Linked DNA regions of Homo sapiens: all the other regions are linked to region 1. A link is a contact called in ENCODE Hi-C or POLR2A ChIA-PET data. All regions are on one chromosome and are shown on one strand. The core of a region is the stretch at or near the end of the contact, and the rest is flanking DNA. Distances in the headings are between cores, read along the strand shown.

What was found. A loop is a pair of places that touch in the nucleus more often than their neighbours do. ChIA-PET counts read pairs that join two places held with the same protein, here RNA polymerase II (POLR2A). Pooled maps may share reads with other maps.
Region 2: a loop to region 1 is called in a pooled map, with 2.2 times the contacts of the local background. The contact joins two enhancer-like sites. A Hi-C loop is called at or near these places in 4 of 50 pooled maps. POLR2A ChIA-PET finds 5 or more read pairs at or near these places in 5 of 52 experiments (AG04449, H1, OCI-LY7 and 2 more).
Region 3: a loop to region 1 is called in a pooled map, with 5 times the contacts of the local background. The contact joins the promoter of SOCS4 here to the enhancer-like site in region 1. A Hi-C loop is called at or near these places in 5 of 50 pooled maps. POLR2A ChIA-PET finds 5 or more read pairs at or near these places in 2 of 52 experiments (activated CD4-positive, alpha-beta T cell and activated T-cell).
Region 4: a map of naive thymus-derived CD4-positive, alpha-beta T cell shows a loop between it and region 1 (9-fold over the local background). The contact joins the promoter of MAPK1IP1L here to the enhancer-like site in region 1. A Hi-C loop is called at or near these places in 1 of 168 maps with a recorded cell type or tissue (naive thymus-derived CD4-positive, alpha-beta T cell) and 6 of 50 pooled maps. POLR2A ChIA-PET finds 5 or more read pairs at or near these places in 8 of 52 experiments (CD8-positive, alpha-beta T cell, GM12878, WTC11 and 4 more).
Region 5: a pooled map shows a loop between it and region 1 (2.1-fold over the local background). The contact joins two enhancer-like sites. A Hi-C loop is called at or near these places in 1 of 37 single-sample maps with no recorded cell type and 8 of 50 pooled maps. POLR2A ChIA-PET finds 5 or more read pairs at or near these places in 3 of 52 experiments (H1, MCF 10A and WTC11).
Region 6: a loop to region 1 is called in a map of heart right ventricle, with 9 times the contacts of the local background. The contact joins two enhancer-like sites. A Hi-C loop is called at or near these places in 51 of 168 maps with a recorded cell type or tissue (A673, B cell, CD4-positive, alpha-beta T cell and 32 more), 34 of 37 single-sample maps with no recorded cell type and 46 of 50 pooled maps. POLR2A ChIA-PET finds 5 or more read pairs at or near these places in 4 of 52 experiments (CD4-positive, alpha-beta memory T cell, Caco-2, H1 and 1 more).

The regions. Positions count from the first base shown.
Region 1 is chr14:55,211,633-55,215,355 of GRCh38, reverse strand. The region is part of intron 2 of LOC107984708 (a long non-coding RNA gene); the gene reads right to left. Among named protein-coding and RNA genes, the nearest start is that of DLGAP5, 22 kb to the right of the region's middle. Within about 2 kb of position 2,100, at least 2 of the 41 ENCODE cell types and tissues checked have a DNase peak (open chromatin) inside an H3K27ac peak, as active enhancers do.
Region 2 is chr14:55,397,234-55,400,956 of GRCh38, reverse strand. It overlaps ATG14 (autophagy related 14), which reads left to right. Exons shown (of 10, transcript NM_014924.5): 2 at 3,523-3,585. It also overlaps a transcript of FBXO34 not described here. Among named protein-coding and RNA genes, the nearest start is that of ATG14, 13 kb to the left of the region's middle. Within about 2 kb of position 2,081, at least 5 of the 41 ENCODE cell types and tissues checked have a DNase peak (open chromatin) inside an H3K27ac peak, as active enhancers do.
Region 3 is chr14:55,025,627-55,029,349 of GRCh38, reverse strand. It overlaps SOCS4 (suppressor of cytokine signaling 4), which reads right to left and starts at 2,114. Exons shown (of 3, transcript NM_199421.2): 1 at 1,879-2,114. WDHD1 (WD repeat and HMG-box DNA binding protein 1) reads left to right here and starts at 2,251. Exons shown (of 26, transcript NM_007086.4): 1 at 2,251-2,322; 2 at 2,547-2,639. The coding sequence starts at 2,563. RefSeq lists enhancers at 1,375-1,901, 1,902-2,429 and a silencer at 2,224-2,273.
Region 4 is chr14:55,049,842-55,053,564 of GRCh38, reverse strand. MAPK1IP1L (mitogen-activated protein kinase 1 interacting protein 1 like) reads right to left here and starts at 1,918. Exons shown (of 4, transcript NM_144578.4): 1 at 1,762-1,918. RefSeq lists silencers at 1,348-1,507, 1,858-2,097 and enhancers at 2,128-2,327, 1,867-2,556.
Region 5 is chr14:55,070,470-55,074,192 of GRCh38, reverse strand. No RefSeq gene overlaps it. Among named protein-coding and RNA genes, the nearest start is that of MAPK1IP1L, 21 kb to the right of the region's middle. RefSeq lists an enhancer at 1,860-1,979. Within about 2 kb of position 2,157, at least 14 of the 41 ENCODE cell types and tissues checked have a DNase peak (open chromatin) inside an H3K27ac peak, as active enhancers do.
Region 6 is chr14:55,348,039-55,351,761 of GRCh38, reverse strand. FBXO34 (F-box protein 34) reads right to left here. Exons shown (of 2, transcript NM_017943.4): 2 at 1-1,381. The coding sequence starts at 1,371. Among named protein-coding and RNA genes, the nearest start is that of ATG14, 62 kb to the left of the region's middle. RefSeq lists a silencer at 2,101-2,150. Within about 2 kb of position 1,946, at least 2 of the 41 ENCODE cell types and tissues checked have a DNase peak (open chromatin) inside an H3K27ac peak, as active enhancers do.

The DNA.
Region 1 (3,723 bases), core at 851-3,350:
TATACTAGAAACTTGTTCTTTATCTGAAGTTAACATTCAACTCACAACCCTGAATATTTATTAACTGTAGTTCTGTATTTTTATTTGCTAAATCTGGCAACCTTACACATAATTCTAAGGGCCTATGACAATTTTTAGTTGGCTAAAGGGTAATACCACGGACTTTCCAGACTACAAAATACCTGACTGTTGGAATTTTACTTTTAGATCTGCCTCTTTTATACTTAAAGAGCAATTATAAAGTAAGACCCCGTGTAACCACCACTCAAGTTAAGAAATATGTATATTTTTATTTTATTTTATTTTTATTTTTTTTTTTTTGAGACAGAGTCTCACTCTGTCACCCAGGCTGGAGTGCAGTGGCATGATCTCGGCTCACTGCAACCTCCGCCTCCTCAGTTCAAGCGATTCTTCTGCCTCAGCCTCCCAAGTAGCTGGGACTACAGGCATGTACTACCATGCCCAGCTAATTTTTGTATATTTAGTAGAGACGGGGTTTCACCATATTGGCCAGGCTGTTCTCGAACTCCTGACCTTGTGATCCACCTGCCTTGGCCTCCCAAAGTACTGGGATTACAGGCATGAGCCACCGCGCCAGGCCAGAAATATAGCAATAGAAGGACTATGCGAGTACCTTAGAAGCCATCTGTGTTCCTCTCCTCGGATGGCATCATTCTCCTTCCCCTTAAGGGGTAACCACTATCCTGACTTTTATGATAATCATTCTGTCTGGTGTTTCTTTAGGCTTGCCACCTATATATGCATCCATAAACAATATAGTTCATTTTGACTATTTTTGAACTTTATACAAAAGTTTCTATGTAAGTGATCTTTGTGACTTGTTTCTTTCACCCAACACTGTGTTTATAAAACGTGTCCTTTTTTTTTGAGACGTGGTTTCACTCTGTTGCGCAGGCTGGAGTACTGCAGTATGATTACCGCTTACTGCAGCCTCAACCTCCCAGGCTCAAGTGATCCTACTATCTCAACCTGCAGAGTAGCTGGAACCACAGGCACATGCCACCACACCTGGCTAATTTTTTTTTTTTTTTTTAGAGACAGGGTCTCACTAGGTTGCCCAGGGTGGTCTTAAACTCCTGGGCTCAAGCAATCCTCCCACCTCAGCCACCCAAAGTGTTGGGATTACATGCATGGGCTACCGTGCCTGGCAGTTTATCCATGTCAATGCATGCAGCTGTGGTTCTTTAATTCTTCTTTTGTATAAAAATGTTCCAATATGTGATTGTGCCCATAATTTATTCATCCATTGTACTGTTATGCGCTGATGGTACAGTTTTAACTTAAACTGACAATTTTTTAATGTTTTAAATGTATAGAAATGAGCCCAAATAACTATATCATGTGTAAAATGGGAATAATAAAAGAAAAAATAAAATAATAAAATAACTATCATAAAATAGTTTCATACTATGCAGGAAAATTGCTAATATTTAGTACTCTCTAAAATCTGTTGTTATTGTTTTCATTAATAGGGAAAAATTTAAGATGGCTTATATAAAATGGTTCTCATTTATAGTCATTTAATTTTTTTTTTTTTTTTTTTTTTTTTTTTTGAGACAGAGTCTTGCTCTGTCGCCCAGGCTGGACTGCAATGGCATGATCTCGGCTCACTGCAACCTCTGCCTCCCGGGTTCAAGCGATCCTAGTGCCTCAGCCTACTGACTAGCTGGGATTACAGGCACGCGCCACCACGTCCGGCTAATTTTTGTATTTTTAGTGGAGACGGGGTTTCACCATGTTGGCCAGGCTGGTCTCAAACTCCTGACTCAAGTGATCCGCCCGCTTCGGCCTCCCAAAGTGCTGGGATTGCAGGAGTGAACCACTGTGCCCAGCCTAAATTTTTTTATTGTTGTGCAACATACAAATAATAAAATGAACAAATAAAAATACAGCTTTATGAATTTTTACATATACACCTATGTAATCACCACCCAGATAAAAATGTAGAACATTTCCAGCACCCTCTTAAGATGACTGTCTTACGACGCTTTATTTCCTGTTGCTACCTACTAGAAAGCTGACTGCCTACATTTTTGAACACATGTCTAATACTGGGCCGCATGATGTTGGTTTCTGGGCTTTTGGGTGCCACCATATGGTAAGCCTGCTGTACTGCAATTGATTTCCAAAATAAAAAGTAATAATACAGATTCTGATGTGGTTAACAATGAAAACAGAGGACCTAATATTTCTACTAAAAAAGAAAAAGACTTATCTTCCAAAAGGATAATTTAAGATCATGTACATAATGACATTACATGTTTACAGTTAAATTGATTCTATAATTTTCTACTTGTATATTTAGCATATAAAGAAAAAAATGATTGCAGCCTGGCATTGACATGAGAATACTGATAGAGGCAGGAGGCAGAGAACTCTCCTAGGCAGATAGGGGAGGGTCCCTGGAGAACCCCCGACCCGCCAAGCTCATTGTGCACAGAAGGCTTGCCCAAACATGCCCGCAATGAAAAATTCCGTCCCTTAACACATGCGCAGTAAGGAAATAAATCAATGTGGAGTGGCTCAGACTAAGGACCCGCACGCGCACTGGAAAGATGGGGTGGAGCCAACCAAGAATTGATGCCCTATGCAAATAGGGAACCCAGCCCCATCAGCGGATATAGAAGCCCTTGTGTTCAACTATGAAGGAAGACAACCAGCAACCTGCTTTCAGGACCGCTCTTTTTGCTGAGATCATTCCTTTTCGCTTAATAAATTCTATTCCACTCACTCTTTGATGTTCCCGTGCCTAATTTTTCCTGGTCATGAGACAATAACTCGGATCTAGCTGAGCTAAGGAGTAAAAAATCCTACATCAATATGAATTTTATTTAAACACAGGATTTTTGTAAAAGTCATGGTGTTCAAGCCCAGCAGGCCAACTTTAATCTCTGAAATATGGCACAATCCAATGGTAATAAAGGCACAACATATTTCTTAAACATTGGAAAGGTCAATGTTGATTCTTTGTGTAAGACTTTCCCCAAAAAGATATTATTCGGATTCAGTCTTGAAAAAGAGTAAGTGTGTGTAAGGCAACAAGAGGGAGGAATGACTCTTCAAGTAGAATGAACATCATGAGAAAGGTATGGGGAATGGAAACTTGACTTGTCCATAAGCAGACAGAAAGAAGCTCAATGTGGTTAGAACATGGCCAACAGGAGAGTAACTACTAGGAAATAAAGCTTCAGAGGAAGATGGAGTCCAGATTACTACCGGCTTTCCATGAGCTGGAATTTGGGTATCACTCTGAAGGGCAGATAAAAGGGGTCCTTATCTGAAGGGCAGATAAGAAGGAGTTGGTCAAAAGCAATGGTGAAAACTGTTCTTGGTGTCTTTTTTAAAACGTGAAATCACTACTTTGTATCTGTTTAGAATAGACAGTATTGTTGTCTTTTGTAGCACTGGGTACCATCTGTCAGTGTTATTTTCCTTTCTGCTTTGTGAAGAGAATGGGGTAGTTAAATAGCTTCAGAAATCCAGGAGTATCTTATTATTCTGTTTTAGACACAGCTTCAGCACTGGGTTTGCATCTCCATTTATATGTCATGGTCTACTATACAACAGCCTATGTTAATTTTCCTTGCATTTTAGGTTGGCAGATATTTCAAGTATTATTAGCCACTAGCTGTAAAATGTCTTGAGGCTGGTAATGTATAGAAAGCATGAGAATAGGCCTGATGGGCTCGCTCATGCCTGTAG
Region 2 (3,723 bases), core at 832-3,331, 190 kb before region 1:
TTTATTTTATTTTATTTTATTTTATTTTATTTTATTTTATTTTATTTATTTATTTGAGACAGTCTCACTCTGTCACCCAGGCTGGAGTGCAGTGACGTAATCTCAGCTCACTGCAACCTCCGCTTCCCGGGTTCAAGCAATTCTCCTGCCTCAGCCTCCCAAGTAGCTGGGATTACAGGTGCCCGCCACCACACCTGGCTAATTTTTTGTATTTTTAGTAGAGACAGAGTTTCGCCATGTTGGCCTGGCTGGTCTCGAACTCCTGACCTCAGGTGATCCACCCGCCTTGGCCTCCCAAAGTGCTGCGATTACAGGTGTGAGCCACCGCACCGGCCCAGTTTATTTTATTTGTAGGAATTTCTCATGGAGAAACTTGAAAGCCTATAAAAGTGCACTAGGCTATTCACTTGTATCGTTACTGATCATAGTGAAAATTTGGAAGGAAGAATGGTGTTCACCTGTAGAGGTTTATATAAATAAATTATATGGTGTCCATCCAGTGAAATGCCGTGTACCTATTAGTGAATTAGATCAATATGTTCTGGCATGGAAAAAGAGACCAAGATACTTTATGTGACAGCTGCAATTTGGAAAACAATATGTGAAATATGGATCCCCCTACACACACTTTTAAAAACTATATATATAATATGTATCATTAAATTTGGTTTGAATATAGTGATACTCTATTTTTCACCTCTTGGAAGCTGTATTGAGAAAGCACAGACTTGTGGAATGAATTTTTTATCTCCTTCTGTGAGTGGTGGGATGGAGACTGCAGAGCCTGGATGAGTGACTGAGTGAGCAGTTGCAGCCCTGACCCACGCATGTGGTTTGGTATCATTTGCTCTTTTGCTTTACTGACACCACCTATTTTTGATTTCTTTCATGAAGGAGGACGTGACTCATGAAGTATTAGGTTGGTGCAAAAGTAATTGCTGTTTTTGCCATTCCTTTCAATATTTGATACACTAGGACTTATCTTTTGTTTGTTATTCCTGCTGCCATCTGTATATTTGTAAGAGTTTGTTTCTTTTGTGTTTTTAACAAAGTCCAAGAAAATCAACCAGCTCACTATTAAGCTAGACACAGTTGTCTGTCTTCCCAATTTGTTTTAGAGCAAAGTGGCATTTTTACAACAGACCTCAAAGGAGAACTTTTATGGCCTCTGAAGTCAAGATTTGATTTTCCCTGTCAGTCCTTTGCATGGTTTGAGATTGCTAACTTGTGAGTTTATTATTTTCTAATTATCAGAACATAAATCACCCTGTTGTCTCACTGATATAAAAGTAAATACTATATTAGTCTCTCATTTTTGATACAAGGAAACAGAAGCATATAACAAGTGATAGGTCCAAGAATTCACAGTCAACTGCAGGAGAATTTATAATTAGATTTCTTAGTATTCTGGAGGATGCCTTGTTTTGTGTTGCAGGTACATAGTAAATGCCTGATAGACTGACTGATGAATCTATGGGTTCATCCACATTCCACATTGGTTTCTGAGTTTTCTAATACTGGTTCATGCTGTTGCCACCTTACTGGACATTACAGTGCTATTCAGTAGAACTTTCCACAATGATGGGAATGTTCTGTATGTACACCATCCGGTAAGTCATATGTGGCTGTTGGAATGTGGATGGCAGTACAACTGAGGAACTGAACTTTTAATATAATTTTAATTAATTTAAATTTAAATAGTCACATTATAAGTATATAATTCTGTCACATATAATATTGCCTATTTGCTTTTTCTGTTTAATGTATATTGTGCATTTTCAGTGACTATTAAATTTGTTAGGGTCATGATTAGACCATTTTATTTATTCCTCTTAGAAGCAGACATCTTGGGGTATGTTTCCAACATGGGATTACAGAAATAGTATTTTAGAAAGACTTCTTTGTCCAGAATATTTTTAGGTCTGTTATGGCCTGTTGAATTGTTTTCCTTTTTGCTGGGAAATAGCCAAAAGCCTATTCTTGAACACCACATCATGTTACTGCAGCATGAGTCATTATCCCTGTTCCCTTGAAAATGGTCAGTGGGTCACGTTCACTCCACAGTCAGTTGTATGATGTTAGTCATACAATTTTTTTTTTTTTGTCCATGCCCTTATTAAGCAGCAAGCCACATCTTAGGCACTCAGTAGCCATGTGTGGCTGGTGGCTACCACATTGAACAGCACAGATCTAGAAGACATTTATAGAACACTGCCCAACAGCTGTAGAATACACGTTATTTCAAGTACGCGTGGAACTTTCTCCACGGCATACCATATGCAAAGCCATAAGACAGTCTCAGGTTACAAGATCGAAATCACACAATATATTTTGTAACTACATCAGAATGAATTAAATTAGAAACAATAACAGTAAGCTACCTAGAAAAGCCTGTATATCTGAAAATTAAACAATATGCTTCTAAATAATGGATGGGTAAAAGAAGGATTCTTATGGAAGATTAAAAGTTTCAAACTAAATGATAATGAAAATACACAATATCAAATCTTAGGATATAGCTATAACAGTGCATAGAAGGAGATTTTAAACTTCATGTGATTATATTTAAAAGGAATAGAAGTTTAAAATTGACCTGAGTTATCACCTTAAACTGCAAAAAGAAAACAAAAACAAAAACAAAAAACCCAAGTAAGTTGGCAAGAAGAAAATAAAGATAGAAAACTGGCAAATAGAAAATAATAACTATGCTGGGCGCGGTGGCTCACACCTGTAAGCCCAGCACTTTGGGAGGCAGAGGCGGGCAGACCACCAGGTCAGGAGATCGAGACCATCCTTGCTAACACAGTGAAACCCCGTCTCTACTAAAAATACAAAAACAAAATTAGCTGGGCATGGTGGCAGGCGCCTGTAGTCCCAGCTGCTTGGGAGGCTGAGGCGGGAGAATGGCGTGAGCCCAGGAGGCGGAGCTTGCAGTGAGCCAAGATCGCACCACTACACCCCAGCCTGGGTGACAGAATGAGACTCCATCTCAAAAAAAAAAAAAAAAAAAAAAGAATTACTGCAATGTGATACCTCTTCTTTTTGATAACTTTTACAAGTAATTTTTTAGCCTATGATAACTAGCAATAAAATTAGTGAAAAAAAGTCTACAATTTTTAAAAATTTATTATAAGGAATCAGTTTATAGGAGAGAGCAGGATTGAATCCAGATTAGTAATTAAAATTTGTTTTCTAGTGAAAGCATCAATTTCCTTGAATTCAAATTCACTTTAGTGTTCTGATGTGCCTGTTTTGACAAATAATTTAATCTGGGCGGAAGATATCTATAGACATATTTTATAAACACAGGAAATAATTTTAAAGTTGAGGATTTGAGCTTAGTTTTAAAAGAACCAAATGGTTAGCAGTTGTGTGCACCCCGTTGAGAAGACGTGTATTTACTATCAGGACAATGACATTTTCACATGACTCTGCAGAATGATTGGTTCTTGGGAATTTGCATAGTCTCATTGAACTGAAAAAATGACCATTTAAATAAGACATTGAATTTTTTTGTTACAGGTTTATCGACAAGAAGGAAAGGTTAAGCCGACTTAAGAGCAAGCAAGAAGAATTTCAGAAAGAGTGAGTGTTTTGTTTTGTCTTTTAATTTGTGGAGGTGATCTAGTCAACATTTGGTTGAATTCAGTGCTGTGGTATGCAGATATACGGATTGCTAACTTACTGAATTTAGGATACAACCTCTTAAAGTGTAGGAAAGGA
Region 3 (3,723 bases), core at 865-3,364, 190 kb after region 1:
ACTGTTAATGACAAATAACTACATTTGGAAAATTTTTGATACTCCTATCAGTGACACAGCTACACTGATTTCTTTTTAAAAAACTATGTTATTTTAACTAACTAGACAATTTTGCTAATATTTAAGTTACACATCTTTCATTACTGCACTATCATCTTGATCATATTGTTTGAATGTCTATTTCCCTCAGCAAGACCATAAACTCACTGAAGGTATTACAATTTGTAGCCATTTGACTGAAACAAATGGAATTGTGAAAACATGATACTAGCAAAAACAAGAATACATTTTTTAATATTTGAAAAATTTACTGGATAATTATTTAAACAAATCCCACTTTAAACAAAAAACACTAAATACCCACCCAAAGCACCCCTTTAGTAACATGAGATATTAATAACAATTACTTTTATACATCCATGAGTATCTCCTATATACTCTAACAATGCGACGGAGGTAGGTGTCATCTCCATTTTAGAGATGAGGAATTCGATTTTCAGTAAAGGAACATATTCAAGGTCACACAATGTGTCAGTTAGAATTAAAACCCAGGACTGTTAAACTCGGAGGCTCAAGCTTTTACCATACATGCAAAATCTGCAAAGAAAATTGTTCTTTAACCTATGAATCAAATGGCTTGATTGATAAGAGAAAATGACAGATGTGTGGACATCAATCATAGTCTCATGGGTATTACAGATATTATAGTGAAGGCATTTTGTAGCTATAACTTGTTCCAATTTGCAGATTCTTCTTATGCTGAGCTCTGAATAGTACTAACCAGAAATCTCACCACGCTTTATTCAACATAGAGACGAATATTATGAGAGTTCATCTTGAACTCTATGTACTCTAGCCAATGATATTGTTACTTGAACGAAAAAATTTATAAGCCAGTCTATCCAAAAAACAAATGATCTCCAAAAAAAAAAAATTAGGTCACTCAGAAAGCATCATCTCTGGTACCACTGCTCTTTCGGGAGATCAACAGTGGGTTATTTTTCCACAAATCCCAAGTTGTTTTTAAGCCAATCATTCTTCCTCTTCATTCATATACAAACCTCAGCGTCTAGCAAGGCTATCTGGAGCTCTAGTACTAAAAACAACGCCTCACACAATGCCACCCACGGTAAGAACACGACGGTTTGCCTGTGTGTTTGCAACTTTTCACAATGGAACTAGATTGAAAAAAACAATAGGGAAACCTCTTCAACAGAAAAACGTCTCAGGTAATAAAATAAATGTGATTGATACTGGAAGGTATCACAAAAACGCAGAAAAATTCTCAAAGATAAGTACAAATGAAAGAATATCATTCTGAAGGTTTTCATCACAGGCTGCTGTACCAATATGGAGAATGAAGATACAAGAAAAGCATAAACTTAAACTTAGTGGCCAAGACTTTAGCAGATATTGCATGGATCAAATGTAAGTGCTCAAGGCTACTAAGTTATAACTCTTCTTTTGGTTATAAATATTCACTTCAGTAAACTTTAGGTGGGATCTGAATAGAGAACACAAGTTACTTTCTTCATAACGGATATATAGAGTCGCAAAGAATAAGCATTAATTGAGCATTAATTAATTATACCTTCAGGTACCAAGAGAACCAACCGGAACAGAAATTAAGTCATTCCTTCTTTATCTCTACAGAAGCGACAAGGTGAGGGCACGAAGGATGCCAAGATTAGAGGCTCTAGAAGATCTCGCCTTCTTTTCCAGAGAAGATGCTCAAAGATCTGTCTGCTAACTGGGCCCCAAGAAAGAGACCGGATCCTTTTAGGGATCCGGATATTGTTTCCTGGGAGGAGAGCCTGGAGGGCAGGAACAAGACCCCGGCCTGCGAGGCCAGGCAGCGGCCACCCTTCCCCCACTCACCTCCCGGAGCGCAGCTTAACTGGGGTTGTGCGAGTAACTGCTGCCATCACCATCGCCATCAGTCTGGGCGCTTGCTTAAGTGGAGAGGGGAGGCCCAACCACTCCTGCACCTCGTGTAGGTCTTACAAAGCAGATGCTTTTCTGCCACCCCCAACCCCGCTTCGGCGTTCCGGTCCCAACCCAGCCGTCACGGTCATCGCCTCCGCCGGTTCCCTGGGCGCCGCCACCACTTCCGTGTTCAGCTCCCTCCCTTCCTCCCTGATTTGCCCGGGCAACCGGCTAATTTCCACGCGGAGGGCGCCGCAGCTGACGCCACCACCCGGCGACCTCTGTCGGGACCTGCGCTGGGCGTGGGCGGGTCGGCGCAGGCGCAGTGTGGTGAGCGAGCCGAAGCGCGGGAAGCAGCTCTTGTGGATCCTCAGTGGCGGAGGCTCGGTCACCCGGGTGAGTCCCCACTCCGGCTGCCCGCGTCCACCAAGGAGATGCGTGTTCCCTTTCCGGCTTATTGTCTGACAGACCCTCTGCCTTATCCCGCTGGTGTCACTCGGGTGGGGGAAACCGGGCTGCGGAGAACGGGCCCTAGAGGAGACTAAGCTCTCTTCCTATCCCTAGCCTCGCTGCTTTTCTCTTTTGAAATAATAAGACTGGCTTTTATAAAACATTTTCAGATAGGTAAAGGAAAACATGCCTGCCACACGGAAGCCAATGAGATATGGGCATACAGAGGGACACACGGAGGTCTGTTTTGATGATTCTGGGAGGTAAGGTTCTTTGAGAAACAACGTTTTAGGTGCAAATGTTAAAACATTTATCCTTAAACTTTATATGTGCAGTCAGCTAAAAATGACTCATGCGGATAGAGGAATAATGTTGAAATCTAAAATGGCACACATATTTCTTTAGATTATTGTTTGATTCGGGCCGTCATGGTAGTTGTAGTATATCGACAAAGTTATAATCGTACTTCCAGAGGAGTTGGAAAGATGCGAGCTTCTCTCCATATATTTTCCCCTTCCCTGCATCTTACATTATTAATTTTGTCAGATCACTAGTTACTGCCTACTTGTCAAATTCAGTGGCCTGTTCTGTTTGGAATGATATCCTTCCATGCCTTTAGTGATGCTATTTCCCTTTTTGCTTATTTTTTTTTAACTTTTTGACGGCTTAAAACAATTTTTTCCTCTGATTCCTAAACTATAATATTTTCCTACGGTTATTCTGGTCCCTTTTATCTTTCCAAGTCCCATTCTTACGCACTACTGCTCGATTGCACGGCTTCCACTGTCGCTTCTATGTTGATTGATTCATTGAAAAAATACTTGTGTGTCTCTTTTGCTGGGGACTACAGATAGAATAGAGCGAACCAGACACAGTCTTTTCCTCCTTTGAGCTTAAGGTCTTTTTGGATTGACAGGCATTGAACACAAATTAATCACAAAAATAAATGTGTATTTAGAAACAAGTAATATGTGCAGTGATAAACATGTATGAGGAGAAGCTCATCTAGTTAAAGGAGTCAGGGAAGGCTTCTTTGGACAAGTGTTTCTTGAGACGCCATCTGAAGACGGAGCAGGCATTAAGCAGTATAAAGAGATGAGTGGTGGTGGCGGTGGGGTGGTGATGTTGGCATAGTAAGCAGAGGCAATACTGTGTGTAAAGGCCCAATGGGGCCAGGGATCATGGTATGCTCAAAGAACTGAAGGAAAACTAGCCTTACTAAAATGTGGAGAGTGATGCAGAGTTTAGTGAGAGATGAATCTGTGAAGTTAGGCAATGGATGTCCTATCCAAGACCTTCTGGACTTTATTAAGGAATCTCGTTTTATCCTAAAAGCACTGAGAAGGT
Region 4 (3,723 bases), core at 669-3,168, 160 kb after region 1:
AACCCGAACTATAAAGAACAGGCCATACTATTTGTAAAAAGCACGCAGTTTAAAAAACAAAACAAATAAAAACCAGGCCAGTAATGTTGCGAGGAACTAAATGGGACTCTGTCCAATCAAGTGCCTAAAAAAATAGTGCTTGGGTGGAAAACAAATACCAAATTCTCTTTTCTTTGTATGTGGACATCTAGCTTATAGGTAAAAAAGTAAACGTTAAAGTATGATTATCTAGCTATAACTGCAGCTCTTCACTGGTTGGTTCGGCCAGAGTTGACAAGTCCAACTCTCCAAACTTGAGGCAAAGGAAGATCGGAATCGTACCCACATCATAGATTTGCTGTAAAACTTTTAATAAACAAATCTCTTAGTCGCTGCCTGGAATATAGCAAAACCTCAACAAATATTAGCTTTTATGATGCCTACTTTTAGGTCCATAAATCTTTATCTGCCCTAGTTTGGCACAAAACTTACATGGTGGCAAAATGTGACCTGAAGCTATTTATAGTTTCTATTCGCCCCCACTTAGAATGAATGTTCACATCTATTGCTGCAAATATTAATGTTGGATTATGGGGTGCCCCACTCTGCTGGGGGTGTTATCTCTCGTCTAACATGACTTTCTAAAAAGATGAAGATAAAATCCAAGTATTTTTGAATTCAAAACACACTAGCTTCAAAAGTTTCAGTTAAGAGACTGGGGATGGATTTTACCCATTCCGCCTGGAGTGAGGAAAAGAACATTCCAATATTTGCAATTCACTCCAAGTTTCTGAAGCAAACTCGCTTTGCATTGTGGGCTCAGAGATGCCAGCATGAAAAATTTCTATTCTTCCCCCAAAGAACACCAGTGAACAAAGAACTTATGAAATGTTTCTGAAGGCTACCTTTGCCTGTAATGAGGGTTCCTTTTCGAAACAGACCTTTACAACCCCCAGGTGTGTATTTCTCTAGTAGTAAAACTAAAAAAAATTCTTGCGGTCGAGTGAGCCTGGCTTCATGCTTTAACACTGGAATCTTTACCTATTAAAAGCTGTACTCTTGCTTTTCAAGGTAAAGAGGAAAACGGTCCAGCTATGCATACGCTATCGCAGGTATGTGCTCCTCAGTCCTAAAAAAGGAGATCACTGAATTCTGCCCTTCTCGTGGTTTGCCCTGGGTATTCATCTAATGTATCCGTGAGCAATTCCTCTAGTAAGTCATAACCAGAACGTTGTCACACTGCGGATTAACAAGCGCCCGAGACTCTTGTAAGAATCTTTTCAGGCCTTTCCCTTTTTATTAAAAATTAATGAATGAGTGTAATAGGGTGGGGGTAGAGGGGAAATCGGGGCCAAGGGGCGCGAGGCCGGCAGCCGTTTAGGGACGCACGAACAAAGGGAGTCCGGGATCAACCGGAGCGAACCGGCCTCCTAGCGGGTCGCGCCCGCCGGGAAGGGGTGGGGGAGGGGCCGGCCCGCGCCCGCCCCGCCCCGCAGCCAGACCTGACGTCAGGCGCCCAGAAACCCGTCGGGCGCGACGTCAGCGGCCTCCGACACCTTCTCCCTGGGGGGCGATCCCCAGGCAGCCCGCAGCGTGGAGGAAGGCGACCGATAGAAACGCTTAGTCCTGGTGCCAGGCAGGCGACCACGGCCCGAGCACTGGACGTGACTCGATGCACCTCGGTCACCGCGCCCGCTTCCCGCTTGGCCGCGCCCGCGGGCTCCGCAACCCCAGCTCCCCGATTCCCCTTCACGACTCCCACTAGTACCGAAGCAGCCTCACCCGGCAATATCCGAGACCGCAGTAGGGTCTAGAAGCGGCGATGGGTCCGAGGGACTGGGCCCTGAAGACGCGGGCGCAGCCTGACTGACGGCAGCTAGAGCAGCGGCGGCAACAGCACCAGCAGCGCGCGGCTCCTCCTGGCGCCGGAACAGGAAGCGCCGAGCGCACCGCCTCCGCCCGTTCTCCCCCTCCCCTCAGGCCGCGCCGCGTGCGCCTCCCGCAGGCCCCTGGCGGTACTGCGGCCCGCCAGGCCTAGGGGGATGGGCTCCACCTGGCGCCGGCTCCGGGCCGCTTTCCCCTGGTGGGCGGGCTAAAAGCTCCCAGAGTTTCCGGAGTTCCGAGGACTCGGAGGAAACGCCAGTGGCTGCCGATGTTCACGGCTTCCCGGCGGAAATTGCTAACTTGTCTTGAGTTGCTTGAGGGCTGATTCTGGATTCCTTTTGCTCAGCGGTTTTTACAGCTAGGCCTCGAAGGAGGCTGGGTATGGACGCGGTCTGATTTCGGCCTGACCCGAGGACTCAGATCCTCGGGCCAAAAGTGGGGAGAGGGAAAATATTAATACAGGAAAGGGAAGACGTTTGCAAATAGCTTGACAAATTGATATTTGCTTTCTTTGTAGATTTTTCCTCATCAATGCCTCTTCTCCCATGTTCTTTTTTGTTGTTTTTGAGACAGGGCCTCTGTCACACACGCTGGAGTGCAGTGGCGCGATCTCGGCTCACTGCAACCTCTGCCTGCTGGTCTCAAGCAATCCTCCCATCTTAGCCTCCGAGTAGCTGAGACTGCAGGCATGTGCCACCACATCCGGCTTATTTTTGTGTTTTTGATAGAGATGGGGTCTCACCCTGCTAGCCTCAAGCGATCTGCCCGCTTCGGCCTCCCAAAGAGCTGGTATTACAGGTGTGAGCCACCGTGCCCAGCCGCCATCTTCATTTCTGAATAAACATTACCTCCTGTGTCAGGCACAGATGACATGACCCCAGTCAAGGAACCTACTAACTAGCAATAAAGATGTCGTGATAATTATATGGTGTGCAAAATATATACATATATGCAATATACTTTTTTTTTTTTTTTGAGACGGAGTCTTGCTCTGTCGCCAGGCTGGAGTGCAGTGGCGCGGTGCGATCTCGGCTCACTGCAACCTCCGCCTCCCGGGTTCAAGCGATTCTCCTGCCTCAGCCTCCCAAGTAGCCGGAACTACAGGCGCGCGCTACCTTGCCCAGCTAATTTTTGTATTTAGAGACGAGGTTTCACCACGTTGGCCAGGATGGTCTCGATCTCTTGATCTTGTGATCCGCCCTCCTCGGCAAAGTGCTGGGATTACAGGCGTGAGCCACTGTGCCCGGCCAATATACATTTTTTAAGATATAAAAATATCCTAAAAGTATGTGGTACACTTGCATCTTGCTTTGTGTAAGGCATTAGTGAGTGAGTGGGTGGCCATTTAACCATGAACTTGTTTAAAGGAAGACATCCCTGGATGTTTTCCACAGCACACACAATTCTCACACTGAAAAAGGGGCAACAGAGGAACTTCAAATACCTAAGCCGAGAGTCTTATTTTTGGGTAAGGGCACACAGGCCTATGGAAAATTACACGACTGGTGTGGACCTAGCCTGTTCTCACTGGTGACAGTGAATCAGCAGTGCCTTGAGCCATGCTGAAACCTGAAGCAACAAGAAATCAGTAATCTGGTCAGGTTTGATTTGAAATTTGGTATCTTGCTCATCATAGGCTTTTTTGCATCAATTCAGATATTACAATATTGTACCAAAACATTGTCTTCCTTAGTCGTATAGTCAAATATTTGTCCCTAAGTGCCTCACCATACCCTAGTCCTGGCGCTGTGTACCAGTAATGGATAGCCTCCAACTTTTCCTTGCCTGCAATCAGCCAGTAGCTGAGCACGTTGGAGGGGTCTAGATCTAGGCCATTCCTGTCCCTGTGGGCTTCTCTAC
Region 5 (3,723 bases), core at 908-3,407, 140 kb after region 1:
GTAAGGGGATTAAGTTGGGGGAAAAACTTAGGGCTTTAAGGGAAATTGCTTTCTGACTTGGGAGGGAAAAAGACATAATTGTGGCTATGTGGCAGAAACCTTTGGAGAGGTGCCCAGAAAAGTAGAAAGCCCTGTTCCAACCCTCTTTCTCTATCTAGCTCCTCTATCTTAGAAGACATGACTCCCTGTTCCAAGACTGGGACGTGCTTGCTTCTTGCCGTTGGGACTTACTGAAGATAATGTAGCTACAATTCAGTGACTTGGATATGGTTCTTCACCTTTATAAGATGCAGTCTGAGTAGCACCCTAAATAATATAGTCATCTCTCAGTATCCACAGGGGATTGGTTCCAGGACCCTCCTGGGATACCAAAATCCACAGATGCTTGGGTTGCTGATATTAAATGGTGTCGTATTTGCCTGTAAACTACGCACATCCTCCCTTATACTTTAAATCATATCTAGATTACTTAGAATACCTAATACAATGTAAATGCTAGCACATAGTTGCTATATTGTATTTTACATTTTGTATTATTTATTGTTGTTTTCCTTCGAAATATTTTCCACCTGAGGTTGGTTGAATCCCCAGATGCAGAACCCACAGATACAAGCGGCCGACTGTATGTGAATGAAGGGGTAACTTCTACAGTAAAACATGTTTTTTAGGACAAGTTTTTTCTCTGAGGAAATAAAATCTTCACTGGTACTCTTTTTTTGTTATATTTAGGACAACCATGTGACTTATCACAAACACCAGGACACTTTTGTGGATGCAAGGGAGGTGCTTTAATAATTATACCTGGAGTCTGGGCGTGGTGGCTCACGCCTGTAGTCCCAGCACTTTGGGAGGCCAAGGTGGGTGGATCACCTGAGGTCAGGAGTTCGAGACCAGCCTGGCCAACATGGTGAAACCCTGTCTCTACTAAAAATACAAAAACCAGCTGGGTGTGGTGGTGGGCACTTGTAATCCCAGCTACTTGGGAGGCTGAGGCAGGAGAATCGCTTGAACCCAGGAGGCGGAGGTTGCAGTGAGCCGAGATCATGCCATTGCATTTCAGCCTGGAGGGAAAAAGCAAAACTCTGTCTCAAAAAAAAAAAAAAAAAAAAAATTATACCTGGCAAACAGGAACCAGAATGATTCCAGGCCATATATCCAACTGGGACATATAACCACTTGCTTAGAGCACAAGGTTGGTGGTTAATAAATATTAGGATCACATTGTGTACTCCCTGCTCCCCCCGGCATGTGAGGTAAGAGCTAATCACATTGTGTAACATTTAATCCTTAATGTTGATCACCTAATTTTTATTTTTTTGAGACAGGGTCTTACTCTGTCACTCAGGCGTGGTGCCATCATGGCTCACTGCTACGTCTGCTTCTTGGGCTCATGTGATCCTCCCACCTCAGCCTCCCAAGTAGCTGGGATTATAGGCATGAGCCACCACGCCTGGGTGATAATCTGATTTTTAAAAAAGGAATATTCATATAGAGCTACTATATTAGATGTGCATTGTTTGGGGTATGCTAACATACCTAGTGGATCTCTAGCTAGAGGGAATGAAGAATGTTTTTTCCCTCATGGTACTTTGAGCATTATTATGTTTATAGGTAAGGGAAGTGAGCACAGGAAGCTAATCAGTTGCCGTAAATCACACACCAGAGCTGAGCTCAAAGCTTAAAATAAAAACCCTAAAAAACAAATTCGTGACCCAACACTGATTTAAAAAGAAAAGTAAAAAATAAAAATACCAACTCTGCCCTGTGAATCCCCAGCAATTGTGTTGCTCGCTGAACCATGAAGGGCTGCCCTTTAGAATTTGATCACAGAGGCATCGAAGGTGGAGACTTATTACCCCTTTCAGACGAGAAATCTTATGCTGGGAAGCTGCTTTTCCTAGTTCGCACAAGTCCTCTTCATTCCACTTCTATAAAAAGCCCAAGTAAGAGTCCTAATCGTTAGTCATGCAGTTTAGTCTTTTTGTAGATTTGAGCATTCAAGAAAGGACGCAGGTGATTCATTAAGCTTAGTACTTGGGGTTTTTGTGTGTTGCAGTAACTAAGCAACAGTTAAGATATTTTAACTTAGCATGTCCTGCATTGGCACGTTTAAAAAAAGAACTGTCATGCCGTGCTTGGCAGAACCTCACTCTGACTCTTCCACACTCTGTGCAGTTCCTGTACATCTTGGCTGCCCATCCACTGCTAACAGAGACCTCTTCTGTCTCAGCTGCTCTGACAGCCTTGGCCTAGTGTGTGCCACTGCAGGGTAGCTGGATATCCATGTCTCCAATGACTGGTAACTGCAAAGGCTGGACCTGGAACTAGTGGTTTGATCATCCACTACCTTAATTCTCTCATTCACATTTTAAACCCACTCTTAACTGCTATACCTTTGAACATTTGCCTTTATGAAAACACAACTCAAGTTCTAGGTTAGCACTTGAAGAACTGTGATTATTCACAAAACCATGCATTTCAAACATAACCATTAGCTTTTTTTTTTTTTTTTAACTGAATATCCGATGAAACTCACTAAATGAAGTGTGAGAGGTCTGCTACATAACATTCAATTTAGATAGATTTGATTGTCCAGATAGTTTTGGAAGAACTGCAGTACTAGATGCCTGAACAAAAAAAATAGAACCTAGTGGATAAACTCTAAGCCTTGATAACAGAAGCACTGGTTCATTATTTATGTGGTATGACTCTGGGAATTTAACCTCTAAACAGGATCTTGCTCTGTCGTCCAGGCTGGAGTGCAGTGTAGCCTCTAACTCCGGGGCTCAAGTGATCCTGCCACCTTGGCCTCCTGAGTAGCTGGGACTAGAGGCACATGCCACCACACCTGGCTAATTCTTCAATTTTGGCTTGTGGAGATGGGGTCTTGCTATGTTGTCCAGGCTGGTCTCAAACTCCTGGCTTCAAATGATCCTCCTGCCCTGGCCTTTCAAAGTGTTGGGATTACACAGGCATGAGTCACTGCGTATCTCTTTTAAACTTGGTTTCCTTATCTCTAAAGTGGCTTTTAAATCTACGTATCTTTAAGGAAAGCTAGACTATATGACCATTAAATAAAACGACAAGCTCTGACATAAAACATAATCAGAGCAAAACTTAAAATGTTCTATTTCCTCTTTTCTTACGTAAAACTAAGTATGGCTTAGAATCCCATATGACCCAATTCTATTACACTTGGGAACCTCTGACTATGATCTAAATAAACCTCAAGTAGCAGACATGGTCATTTATAATGGTAGTTTTTTAAAATTTAAAAGCAGCAAATCTGTCCCCTTCCTGAAGCAACTTATCAGTAAGGAAAATACACGAAGTGCAGAGTGGAACTGCTCTAGGGAAAGCAGGGAGAGACTAAGCGTTATAAGCTCTACTTGGTCCTCTCCTCAGCACTGGGAAAATCAATTTTCCCAAATGAGAGAAAAAAGTTTAAGTGCCACGAGGGCCAGGCATGGTGGCTCAAGCCTGTAATCCCAGCACTTTGGGAGGCTGAGGCAGGCGAATCACCTGAGGTCAGGAGTTTGAGACCAGCCTGGTCAACATGGCAAAACCCCATTTCTAGTAAAAATACAAAAACTAGCTAGGACTGGTGGTGTGCACCTGTAATTCCAACCACTTGGGAGGCTGAGGCAGGAGAATCGCTTGAACTCGGGAGGCGGAGGTTGCAGTGAGCAGAGATTGCATCACTGCACTCCAGCCTGGGCGACA
Region 6 (3,723 bases), core at 697-3,196, 140 kb before region 1:
ACTAATGCACAAAGATTCTTTTCTTTGATCAGGATTTCGGCTAGTAAGGGACACAAGCTCTCTGCTCATACAATCAACAGCATCTGTGGGCAATTCAGAGGCTTGGGAATAGGTATGAGAGGAAAAAGGTAACCCAACGAGTTCATCTGTCATTTCCACATCATATCTGTTGCTGTTTTTCACGGCAGTTTGCGAACCCGGCTCTAACTCTGCACTGTCTATGTGGAAACTCACTCCTGCTGGCAATGGGGGGCAGTCCTGAGAAGCACCGTCCCAGGCCTGGTCCTCCTTAGGAGAACAACGATCAGCTCTTGAAGGGCCACAATCCACAGATACAGACCCCACAGGATTCACCTGAGTGTCAGGTGCCTCCAAGACGCCTTTCTTTGTTTTGCCTTCATCAGCCTGAGTGCTATTTGCAAGCAATACTCTGCCCACATTTCGACGGAAGCTGTTATTCCTTGAGAGGCTCCCAGGCTCACGCTGGCCCTGCCGCTTCAGGCACTCAGACTCCAACTTGGCTACCATGTCAAGGACACGGACTGGTTCGCTCTGTGGTTCACCAACCTCAAGATTTCCCCTTTCTGTGGGTTCTTCACAAGCTCCTGGGGCAGAATAGGACTCAGACACTGCAGGCACACCTCTGGATTGGCCAGAAAACCTCACAATTGCAGGTGAGTTTGTGCAGTTTTTTGAACAGCTAGCTAGCAGAGCACTGGCTCTTTGCTCCAAGAAGGCAACCATCTGTATAACTGACAGAGGCCTCCCAGCATAGACTCCATCCCCACTGTCACTCACATAGTGCACAGAACAGTGCTCAATGCCACATGCAAAAGGCTCAGGTTGGTAGCACCTGCTGTTAACCTCCCTCATCCTTTCCACCTGTACCTTGGCTTTTTTAAGATCCCCTGATTTTTTCCTTCTCTTAGTAGCTCTCCCATCAATATCCCAGGAACTTTTTATTTTCATAGATCCTATCCTGTTACTACACTGGTGGGATGCAAAGAATGCAATTTTTTCCTTGGTATTTCCAGGTTTCACAACAGCCCAGATATCAAGTGGTCCTTCTTCTTCGCCCTGGTGGATCGTTGCAGATGGTGCATTCTTTTTGGTTTTAACATTCAAGCTGCTCTCTACAGGACTCTTCCCACTCATACTGCACAGAACATTTGGAGAAAGGATCCCAAATGGCTTTCGAGATGATGCTTTACCGAGAGAGGCTGAAGGAAAGACACTTGATGTTATGTGGCTAGCTTTGCATGTTTCATCATTTACAGCCTTTTGGTGGTTCATAGGAGTTCTCTGCGTTTCCCTGCTGACTTCCGGGGGGTGCTCTTTCTTCTGGAGCTTCCAATATGGCTTTAGGTGCATAACAAAGCCCCTATAGGAAAGAAATACACATTTGATTCAGAAACCAATTTTGTTTTTAGAAAAAAATGTTTTTAAATTTAAGCTCAGATGGTTCTTAGCAACTAAGAAAAACATGTTCTACCAGTTCATTAAATCTTTACCAACTCTCTCATGATAGTTTTTACTGCACATATCAAGAATAACAAACAGCTACCAGTTTATATGGTGTGTAGTACTTTTTTTTTTTTTTTACAGAAAATAAATTGGTTTTGACTGAAGAACTTCAGAAACTGACTTCAGTTAACATTTGGTAAACTTTAACCTTTTAAATTAAAAAAAAATCTGAACTTCCTGAAAACAACTAAGTATTAGGCATAGTACAGAAGAAAGGAAAGTATAAAAAGAACTCCTCCAAGATCCCTACTAGATTTTTAAACACCCTTTCTAAATCATCACAATTCGCATTTTATTAGTTGCAAACAGCCCATCAAAATTATTGCTTCCTGGCCGGGCATGGTGACTGACGTCTGTAATCCCAGCACTTTGGGAGGACAAGGCAGGCGTATCACGTGGGGACAGGAGTTGAAGACCAGCCCGGCCAACATGGGAAAACCCTGTCTTTACTAAAAGTACAAAAATCAGCCGGGCGTAGTGGGGCGTGCCTGTAATCCCAGCTACTCGAGAGGCTGAGGCACAAGAATTGCTTTAACCTAGGGGCAGAGGCTGCAGCCAAGATCGCACACACCACTGCCCTCCAACCTGGGCAACAGAGCGAGACTTTGTCTCAAAAAAAAAAAAAAAAAAGAAAATTATTGCTTCCTAAACTATTCCCATACCACTGAATACTGAATATTTAGATGTTTACAATTTTTCATTTGCTTCCTGTGTACTTTGCCCATCTATTAGTCTTGATTTTCTAAATAATCTATGTGTAGAAACATTTAACTGTCGAATTTCCTGTAACCATCTTAAATATAGACCCTACAGTCCTTATTAATTCTAAAACCATTTTAAACTAGTTCAGAAAGATGGTGCCTTGTTTTGGTCCTTGGCCAGGGGTAGAGATGGGAGCTATTTCAGAAACGAGACAAAAAGATGATTACATGCAGAGACTAGTGTTCCAGTCCCTGCCATATCAGTGATTATCTAGACATGGTGATTTTACCTTGGGCAAGTCACTTCCTCTCTCGGTCTCAGCTGAAATGTTAACTGAGGGGCTGAAATACTAGATAACCTAATGAACTTGTCAATGTACAATTTACATAAAACAGCCCACTGCTACACAAAACACCCTGGATTGAGGAAAGAGTGTTTTCTAGGGATGGCTGGACTCCTGCAAAATAAACCTAGAAACTAAAGATCTGCAGTCCCAGTTTGGTGGGAGTGAGGCAATAGTACCTACAGGTCTAAGCACGTGAAGTTTCACCTACTCTTGCTCACTGGGACAGCAGCTGAACACATACATCTCAGACAGCTCAGTATATTCATCCTCCTTTGCTCCACATTTACTGGGTACCTGCCATATGGCAGCCTCTGTGGTAACTGATTTCAGGTTATCAGTTTTAATCACCAAGAATGAAAGTGATCGTCTGGAACAAGTTTACCTTTCACCTTCAACTTTTAAATCCTACATTCTAGTCTCAGATAAAAGAATTATGGATATTGATATCTTCTAGCCAGATAAAGAGAAATTTTGCATTTAAAGCATACAAAGTGTTTTTTAAAAGTTACCCCTGAAATAGGAGCCAGGCATGGTGGCTCACACCTATAATCCCAGTGCTTTGGGAGGCATAGGTGGGAGGACCCTTTGAGGCCAGGAGTTTGGGACCAAGTTTATTCCTAGTGATTAAAACTGGTATCTGAAAACAGTTACCATAGAGGCTGCCATATGGCAGGCACTCAGTAAATGTGGAGCAAACGAGGATGAATACACTGAGCTGTCCAAGATGTATGCTTCAACTAGGAAAGCCTGGGCAACGCGGCAAGACCTCATCTCTAAAAAAAATTTTTTTTTAATTAGCCAGGTGTGACGGCACGTGCCTGTAGTCTCAGCTAATGGGGTGGTTGAGGCAGAAGGATCTATTGAGCCCAAGAGTTTAAGGTTACAGTAAGCTATGATCACACTGCTATACTCTAGCCTGGGCAACACAGCAAGACCCTGTCTCCAAAAACAACAACAACAAAAAAACCCAACCAAACAAACCCAACCAACCAACCAAACAAAACCTTTGAAACAGATCTTATCAGGGTCTTTCTGATCTTTGGCAATTTATAGCCTAATCATCTGTAGAGATCTTCCCCCTTTCTGCACTGTGACATTTTTAATAGCTTTCTATCATTATACTGTATAGTCTTACAAATAGAGCTACCCAG